Regions from separate parts of the Homo sapiens genome. Here regions 2 and 3 are each linked to region 1. Evidence: read pairs that join two places in POLR2A ChIA-PET (ENCODE). Cell type or tissue: PC-9. All regions are shown on one strand.

What was found. ChIA-PET counts read pairs that join two places held together with the same protein. Peaks named below come from ENCODE experiments on the same cell type or tissue, not always from the same donor. Only the 100,000 strongest peaks of a DNase experiment are listed, where the experiment ranks them.
Region 2: POLR2A ChIA-PET joins it to region 1 with 6 read pairs; 2 of 35 experiments call an interaction of 5 or more read pairs at or near these places.
Region 3: POLR2A ChIA-PET joins it to region 1 with 6 read pairs; 3 of 35 experiments call an interaction of 5 or more read pairs at or near these places.

The regions. Positions count from the first base shown.
Region 1 is chr12:51,382,368-51,384,867 of GRCh38, forward strand. All of the region lies in intron 2 of GALNT6 (polypeptide N-acetylgalactosaminyltransferase 6), which reads right to left. Among named protein-coding and RNA genes, the nearest start is that of GALNT6, 7.8 kb to the right of the region's middle. In PC-9, no CTCF peak of the experiment used is centred here; a DNase peak (open chromatin) is centred at 1,364; H3K27ac peaks cover 827 bases.
Region 2 is chr12:50,225,611-50,228,110 of GRCh38, forward strand. All of the region lies in intron 3 of LIMA1 (LIM domain and actin binding 1), which reads right to left. Among named protein-coding and RNA genes, the nearest start is that of MIR1293, 7.4 kb to the right of the region's middle. In PC-9, no CTCF peak of the experiment used is centred here; no DNase peak of the experiment used is centred here; H3K27ac peaks cover 402 bases.
Region 3 is chr12:51,526,039-51,528,538 of GRCh38, forward strand. No RefSeq gene overlaps it. Among named protein-coding and RNA genes, the nearest start is that of SCN8A, 64 kb to the right of the region's middle. In PC-9, no CTCF peak of the experiment used is centred here; no DNase peak of the experiment used is centred here.

The DNA of each region.
Region 1 (2,500 bases):
AGGAAACTCAGCAAATGGGGGAGGGCAACATCTGTGAAGAAATCTCACGGGGGCAGAAATGGGCCGAACACTAACTGGCGAGTAGGAGTCAGCGAGGCGAGGTGAGCACATTTCAGGCAGAAGGCACAGTACCTGCAATGGTCTAGAGGTGGGAGACAGAAGAGCCAGTCACAGAACTGTAAGCAGTCTGGTATGGCAGGAGTAGCAGAAATTGGGCCTACAGAGGTGGCTGAAACCAAGTCCTAAGGGCCTTGTTCATCATGCTGAGGAGCATTTGCCCTTGACCCAAGGCATGGGGAGTAATAAAGCGTTAAGCTGGGAGCCCAGCATTACAGGAAGAGCAATATGACAGCGGTGGAGGGTATCTTGGAAAGGGACCTGCTTGGCAGCTGGATGACCCATTCGGAGTCTGACCCAGGAGAGTTAGTAGCAGTGTGGATGGAAGAGGGAGGGTATGGTGCCTAGGAAGACCCCCTTGGGTGATGGGGTGGGACAGTTTACCCCGTCTGGTACACAGAGGGACACAAAGGCTCAATTCCTTTCCCCAAGGGATTTGAAAATCTTATTGGAGAACGAGAACTGATAGCACTGACCAGGTGAAGGAAGCACCTGACCAGGGGAGATTCAGGAGCAGGAAAAGGACCTTTCACTGAATACTCTTTTGTACTTTGAACCCTGACTATATTACTTATTCAAAAATGAATAAAATTAAAGCAGAATAGCACAGACAGTAAGAGCTAAGCTGAGAGAGGTAGAGTTCCCTGTGGGTTTGAGGAAGGCTTCGGGGAGGAAATGGGGATTCAGTGTAGCAGGAGTTTCTTGTCACAGAGGTTGAGCTATGCTGGGGCTAGCACAGGGGGATTTGCTTGAGCTAGACACCTCATCAGTTCTGGAACTGTCCCGGCTAAGCCCACACAGAGGCCTGCAGAATGGGGGAGTGTTTGCCATGACAGCTTTGAACCGTCCTGCAGGCTTCGTCTTCCCTGCTACTTTCCATCTACCTTCCCACTCCAGCAAGAAAGAGGGAGCACAGTTAGAAACAAAGGCATGGTAAGATTGTAGTTACTAACTGTTGCCAGTGCTCAAGACTCACCCCCTCCAGGAAGGCCTCCTGACTGATTCACTCAGAATCACCTAGGTTACTCCAACTCTTTCATCCTGGCACTGCCTCGTGGTCCCTCACAGCAGGGCCTGTTTTTGCTTCTTTTATTTTCCCTGGAGAAAGAAATATAGGGTTAAATTGAGCTCTTCCTAGGCATCTAATCTCTCAATCCCATCTGGCTGCCTGAAGCTTTCTCTCTCAAACCTACAGTTCCTCAAGGTACTAACCACATCCTGAACCGAAATGAGACACCTGGGATTAGCCTTGGTGGTGAGGCACTCATTCTCTAGTTTGTTTGCTTAGCATGAGGGCAACAGGAAGAGTCCCTTAGAAGAGACACAGAATCTAGTGCAAGCCACAGGACTTTGGGGTTAAGGATTTCTGCTCCCTGTGTAGGAGATGATTCCCAGAAGTATGGTTAGCAAGGTCGTGGAGGTCGCCCCTCCACCAGCCTTGGAGAAAGAATAGCTGCTATTCTTTGCTATTGTTTCAAGTACAAAGCTTCACGAGATCCGCCCCTGGTGTCTTGTATATCTCCCTCACCTTTGGGCTCCCACACCTGGCCTCCTGCTTTCCTGGCAAGTGTGCCCGCAGCCCCCATCCACTCATTTCCCTCTCGCTGTGGCTCAGCACTTCTTCCCAAGTCTTTTTCCTCCAGCTACCCTTGGGCCTGCAACTCTTTGGACCATCCTTGGCTTTGATCCCGAGATGATGCCAGAAATCCTCTCTGAAAAGCCTGCCTAGATTGAACAAATGGGATTTGCTTCCCTGGCCCCACCGGCCAGAACACAAACTTACCTTCTCTCACTGGTGTAAGGAACTGAGGCTTTACCCAGCCCAGCTTGTATCAAACTGCTGATTACAATCCACTGTGATATTATAAAATAAATTCAGAGTGTTGCAAATTAGCATTCAAAAATTTCTTTAAAAGACCAGTTAGGACCAGGCACAGTGGCTCACACCTGAAATCCCAGCACTTTGGGAGGCCATGGTGGGCAGATCACTTTAGGCCAGGAGTTCAAGACCAACCTGGCCAACATGGTGAAACCCCTTCTCTACTAAAAATACAAAAATTAGCCAGGCATGGTGGCATGTGCCTGTAATCCCAACTACTCAGGAGACAGAGGCAGGAGAGTTGATTGAACCTAGGAGCTGGAGGTTGCAGTAAGCAGAAATAGCACCACCGTACTCCAGCCTGGGTGACAGAGCAAGACTCTGTCTCAAAAAAAAAAAAAAAAAAAAGACCAATTAGCAAAAAGAGACCAGTTAGCTGGGTGTGGTGGCATAGGCCTGTAATCTCAGCTACTTGAGAGGCTGATGCTGGAGGATTGCTTGAGCCCAGGAGGTTGAGGCTGTAGTTAGTTATGATCATGCCACTGCACTACAACCTAGGCAATA
Region 2 (2,500 bases), 1.2 Mb before region 1:
GGCACGATCTTGGTTCACTGCAACCTCTGCCTCCCAGTTTCCAGCAGTTCTCTTGCCTCAGCCTCTCAAGTAGCTGGGCTTACAGGAACATACTACCATGCCGGCTAATTTTAGTGTTATTAGTAGAGACGGGGTTTCACCATGTTGGCCAGGCTGGTCCTGACCTCAGGTGATCTACCTGCCTTGGCCTCCCAAAGTGCTGGGATTATAGGTGTAAGCCACCATGCCTGGCCAAAATCTTAATAACCATATAGTATATTATACTGTATGTGCAATTACCATTCCCCCACTGATGAATATATGTATTGCTCAAAATTATTTGCCAACTGTTTAGATTACAATTTATATCTCATTATTAATTTACATTTATCTGATCATCAGTGAGGCTAAGCATGTTTTTACACTGTTACTTCTTTGTTATCTATTTTATTTATTTATTTACTTATTTATTTTTGAGACAGGTTCTTGCTCTATTGCCCATGCTAGAGTGCAGTGGCATGATCACGGCTCACTGCAGCCTTGACCTCCTGGGCTCAAGTGATCCTGCCACCTCTGCCTCCCAAGTATCTGGGACCGCAGGCCCATGCCACCACGCCCAGCTAAATTTTTAAAATTTTTATAGAGAGGGTTCTCACTATGTTGCCCAGGCTCAAACTCCCAGGCTCAAGTGATCCTCCCACCTCGGCCTCCCAAAGTGTGGGGATCACAGGTGTGAGCTACCATGCCCACCCTCTTCTTTAAATACCTATTCACGTCCACTTACCTCAACTGCTAAAAGCACTGGAGGCTTCTGCTTTATTTTATCTCACTATAGCATCTGACATTACTGACCACTCTCCCTGGTAAAAATTGCTTCCAACTTTTCTGTGATACCCCTTTTTCTTAGATTTCTTCCCATTTTGAGATGCAAGAAGGGTGTAGAAAAAAACAATAATGAAAAAAAGATTTCACTGGGCGCAGTGGCTCACACCTGTAGTCCTGGCACTTTGGGAGGCCGAGGCGGGCGGATCACAAGGTCAAGAGATTGAGACCATCCTGGCCAACATGGTGAAACCCTGTCTCTACTACAAATACAAAAATTAGGTGGGCGTGGTGGCGTGCGCCTGTAATCCTAGCTACTCGGGAGGCTGAGGCAGGAGAATCGCTTGAACCCGGGAGGCGGAGGTTGCAGTGAGCTGCGATCATGCCACTGCACTCCAGCCTGGCGAAAGAGCAAGATTCCATATGAAAAAAAAAAAAAAAGATTTCTTCTCATTTATCTGGCCACTACTCAGTTTCATAATTTAGTAATTCTTTTTCTTTTTTTTTTTTTTTTACAGGTTTCTCCTCCTCTGTCCCTCCCTTATATGGTGGGGTCCCTCAGGGTTTTTGTCTTAGGTCCTCTGCTTTGCTTACTTTACATATTCTCTGTATATGATGTTATTCATCCCGATTTCACCCACCATATAGATTATAGTATCAACAAATACATAGATAGATGTATACTGTGTATCTATATAGACAGAGTTATAGAACTTATCTCTAGATAGACATCTCTCCTTTTCTACCAATTCTACCTGGAAGTGCTAGAGGCATCTTAAACTCCTTCTTGATTAAGGTTGAAGTCTTCACTTTCTTTTTTCTTTTCTTTTTTTTTTTTTTTTTTTGAGATGGAGTCTTGCTCTGTCACCCAGGCTGGAGTGCAGTGGTGCAATCTTGGCTCACCACAGCCTCTGCCTCCTGGGTTCAAGCAATTCTCCTGCCTCAGTCTCCCGAGTAGCTGGGATTACAGGCGTGAGCCACCAAGCCCGGCTAATTTTTTGTATTTTTAGTAGAGATGGGGTTTCACCATGTTGGCTAAGCTGGTCTCGAACTCCTGACCTCAGGTGATCCACCCGCCTCAGCCGGGATTACAGATGTGAGCCACCGTGCCAGGCCCGAAGTCTTCCCTTTACTCCTCACTCTCTAACCTGTTTCTTTTCTTGAATTGTCTATCTTGGTGAATGCGACAACCATCTTTTCATCTGTCAAGTAGGCCTGTTCTCTTATGCCTTCATGCTGTGCGTGTGCTGCTTCCTCCATCTAGAATACAAAGATTCTGCCACTCCCTGTCGCCTCTGCTTAGCTAATTCCTCTTGGTCCTTTAGGGTTGAGTCAGGCACTGCCTCTTCTGGGAAGCCTTTCTAGATGTAGCACAGTTCAGATCCCTCCTAAATTCTCCCCCAGCCCACTCTGAGTATTTATTTGATATGGTAATTTTTTTTTTCTTTTTTTTTTTTTTGAGACGGAGTCTCGCTCTGTCACCCAGGCTGGAGTGTGGAGTGCAGTGGCGCGGTCTTGGCTCACTGCAAGCTCCGCCTCCTGGGTTCATGCCATTCTCCTGCCTCAGCCTCCCGAGTAGCTAGGACTACAGGCGCCCGCCACCGTGCCCGGCTAATTTTTGTATTTTTAGTAGAGACGGGGTTTCACCGTGTTAGCCAGGATGGTCTCGATCTCCTGACCTTGTGATCCGCCCGCCTCG
Region 3 (2,500 bases), 140 kb after region 1:
GTAATCCTAGCACTTTGGGAGGCCAAGACGGGCGGATCACTTGAGGCCAGGAGTTCAGAACCAACCCGGCCAACATGGGGAAACCCTGTCTCCACTGAAAATCCAAAAATTAGCCGGGCATGGTGGTGGGCACCTGTAATCACAAGTACTCCAGAGGCTGAGGCAGGAGAATTGCTTGAACCTGGGAGGCAGCGGTTGCAGTGAGTCGAGATCGCACCACTGCACTCCAGCCTGGGCAACAGAGCGGGACCCTGTCTCAAAACAAACAAACAACAAAACAGCAGGTAAACCCCTTCTAGAGAGTACCTCTTATTCCTGGACCCTTTCTTCAAGAACTCACATGATTGGGTCAGGCCTACTAAGATGATCTCCCTTGTGATTAACTTAGAGTCAACAGACTGAGGGCAGTAATTACACCAGAGAAATCTCCTCACCTTTGCTGTATAACGTTCATAATCACAGAGTGGCGTCCCATCGCCCTTGCTGCAGCCTGTTGGCTGCATCTTACAGGTTCCACCCACACGCGAAGGGAGGGAGTGTACAAAGGTGTGGGCACCAAAGGATGGAACCACAGAGGCCTTCTGAGCTGTCCGCCTAACAATCAGGTTTAACAGTAGGAAAAGAAGACAATAGAAATCCGTGATTCTACCATTGAAGGAAACCACATTTTGATACATTTCTTTCTAGTCATTTTCTGAGCATATTTCTGTTTACATTATTACAACCATGCTGTATGTAACACTTGAATTGATTTTTTCAGCTTTATTAAGCTATAATCATCAAAAATCATATAAAGTGAACAACTCGATGTTTTGATGTATGTATACAGTGTGAAATGATCACCACACCAAGCTAATTAATATATCCACCACCTCATATAATTATCTTAATTTTTTTGTGGTAGGAATCTGGATTTTTTTGGCCACTATCATGTCATCAAAAAGTCATTATAAACATCATTATTAATAACTGGATAACATCAAGGGATACACAATGACTGATTGAACCAATTCCCTATTGTTGGACATCTGTGCTATTTCTAATTGATTGCCTGTTACCAAGATTGTGACAAACATCTTTGTAAGTAAAGGTTTTGCTGTCACATCATTTCTTTAGAATAGAATCTGTAATGGTAACTGTTTGTTTAAAGGATATGCCGATTTGTAAAGCTCTTGATACTACTCTTCAGCTAACCGCTTTCCCCAACAGAACCAACGGATTCTCCTCCTGCAGGGAATGGGCGTGCCGTTTTGCTGCAGCAGGAGATGGTCTGGACTGCATGGGTTTTGGTTGAGTAGAGATGATCAAGCATCCCTGAGCAGGCTCTCCAGCTCCCCACCAGACTGAGGCCCCTCATTGTCCCCCCAAACCCCCAAAACCAGGTAGGTGTAGCCCAGATTCTTTATCAGCCACCAGGACTTGAACAAAACCTTTACAGAGAAGTACAGCCTTTCCCCAGGCCAGAAAAAACAACAGATGCCGAGCTGGGCTAGGGCCTCCTCCAGGCACCTCAACATTGAGAAAAGAAAGAGTGGGTTCCTACTATCAGGGGTTTACCTGCTGTTTGAGAATAGTACAAGTGCACTTCAAGACAAATAGGAACTTCAATAAATATTATGAAATTTAGAAAACCTGGCCAGGCATGGCAGCTCATGCCTGTAGAATCCCAGCACTTTGAGAGATTGAAGTGGGAGGATCGCTTGAGCCCAGGAGTTCAAGACCAGCCTGGGCAACATAGCAAAACCCCATCTCTACCAAAAAAATTTAAAAATTAGCTGAGCATGGTGGCACACACCTGTAGTCCCAGCTACTCAGGAGGCTGAGGCAGGAGGATTGCTTGAGCCCAGGAATTTGAGGCTGCAGTGAGCTATGATTGTGCCACGGCACTCCAGCCTAGGTGACAGAACATGACCCTGTCTCCAAAACAAAACAAAACAAAACAAAAAACAAAGAAAACCTGCCCCTGGATTCTGGGGAATTGCTACATTTTTCAGGGAAAACTCGCCCACACATATCACTAGTTTATTTGAGGGCAACTTCCCTCTTCCCTCTTGAGGTTGGCATCATGGAGAAGAGAGATTTTCTGTCTCAGTACTGAGCATGCTGAGGACTTCCTTTCAGCTTCAGCTACACAGATGAGGGGCAAATTCAATGCCTGCCCAGCAACCACTGGTGAGCCTTCTAGGGGGCCCAAACTCCACTTCCATCTGACCATGATCTCAGCTCCTCATCCCAGTTCTGCCACTCACTAGCTGCATGACCCACCCTGGGTAAGACACTTCCGCACTTTTCGTATCAGTTTCCTTCTCTATAAGAAGCAGGAAATGAAGGTCACTTCATTTTATCCCTGTCATTTTATGATATATTTGAAATCACTTTGCTACAATGCAATGTATGTATTGAGTGTTTAACGTTTATTTTATGGTGCATAAATATCATCCCAGTGGCATTCACAGAGACTGGGCCTCTGTGTTTCATCCACAAGCATTTCTTGGGTATG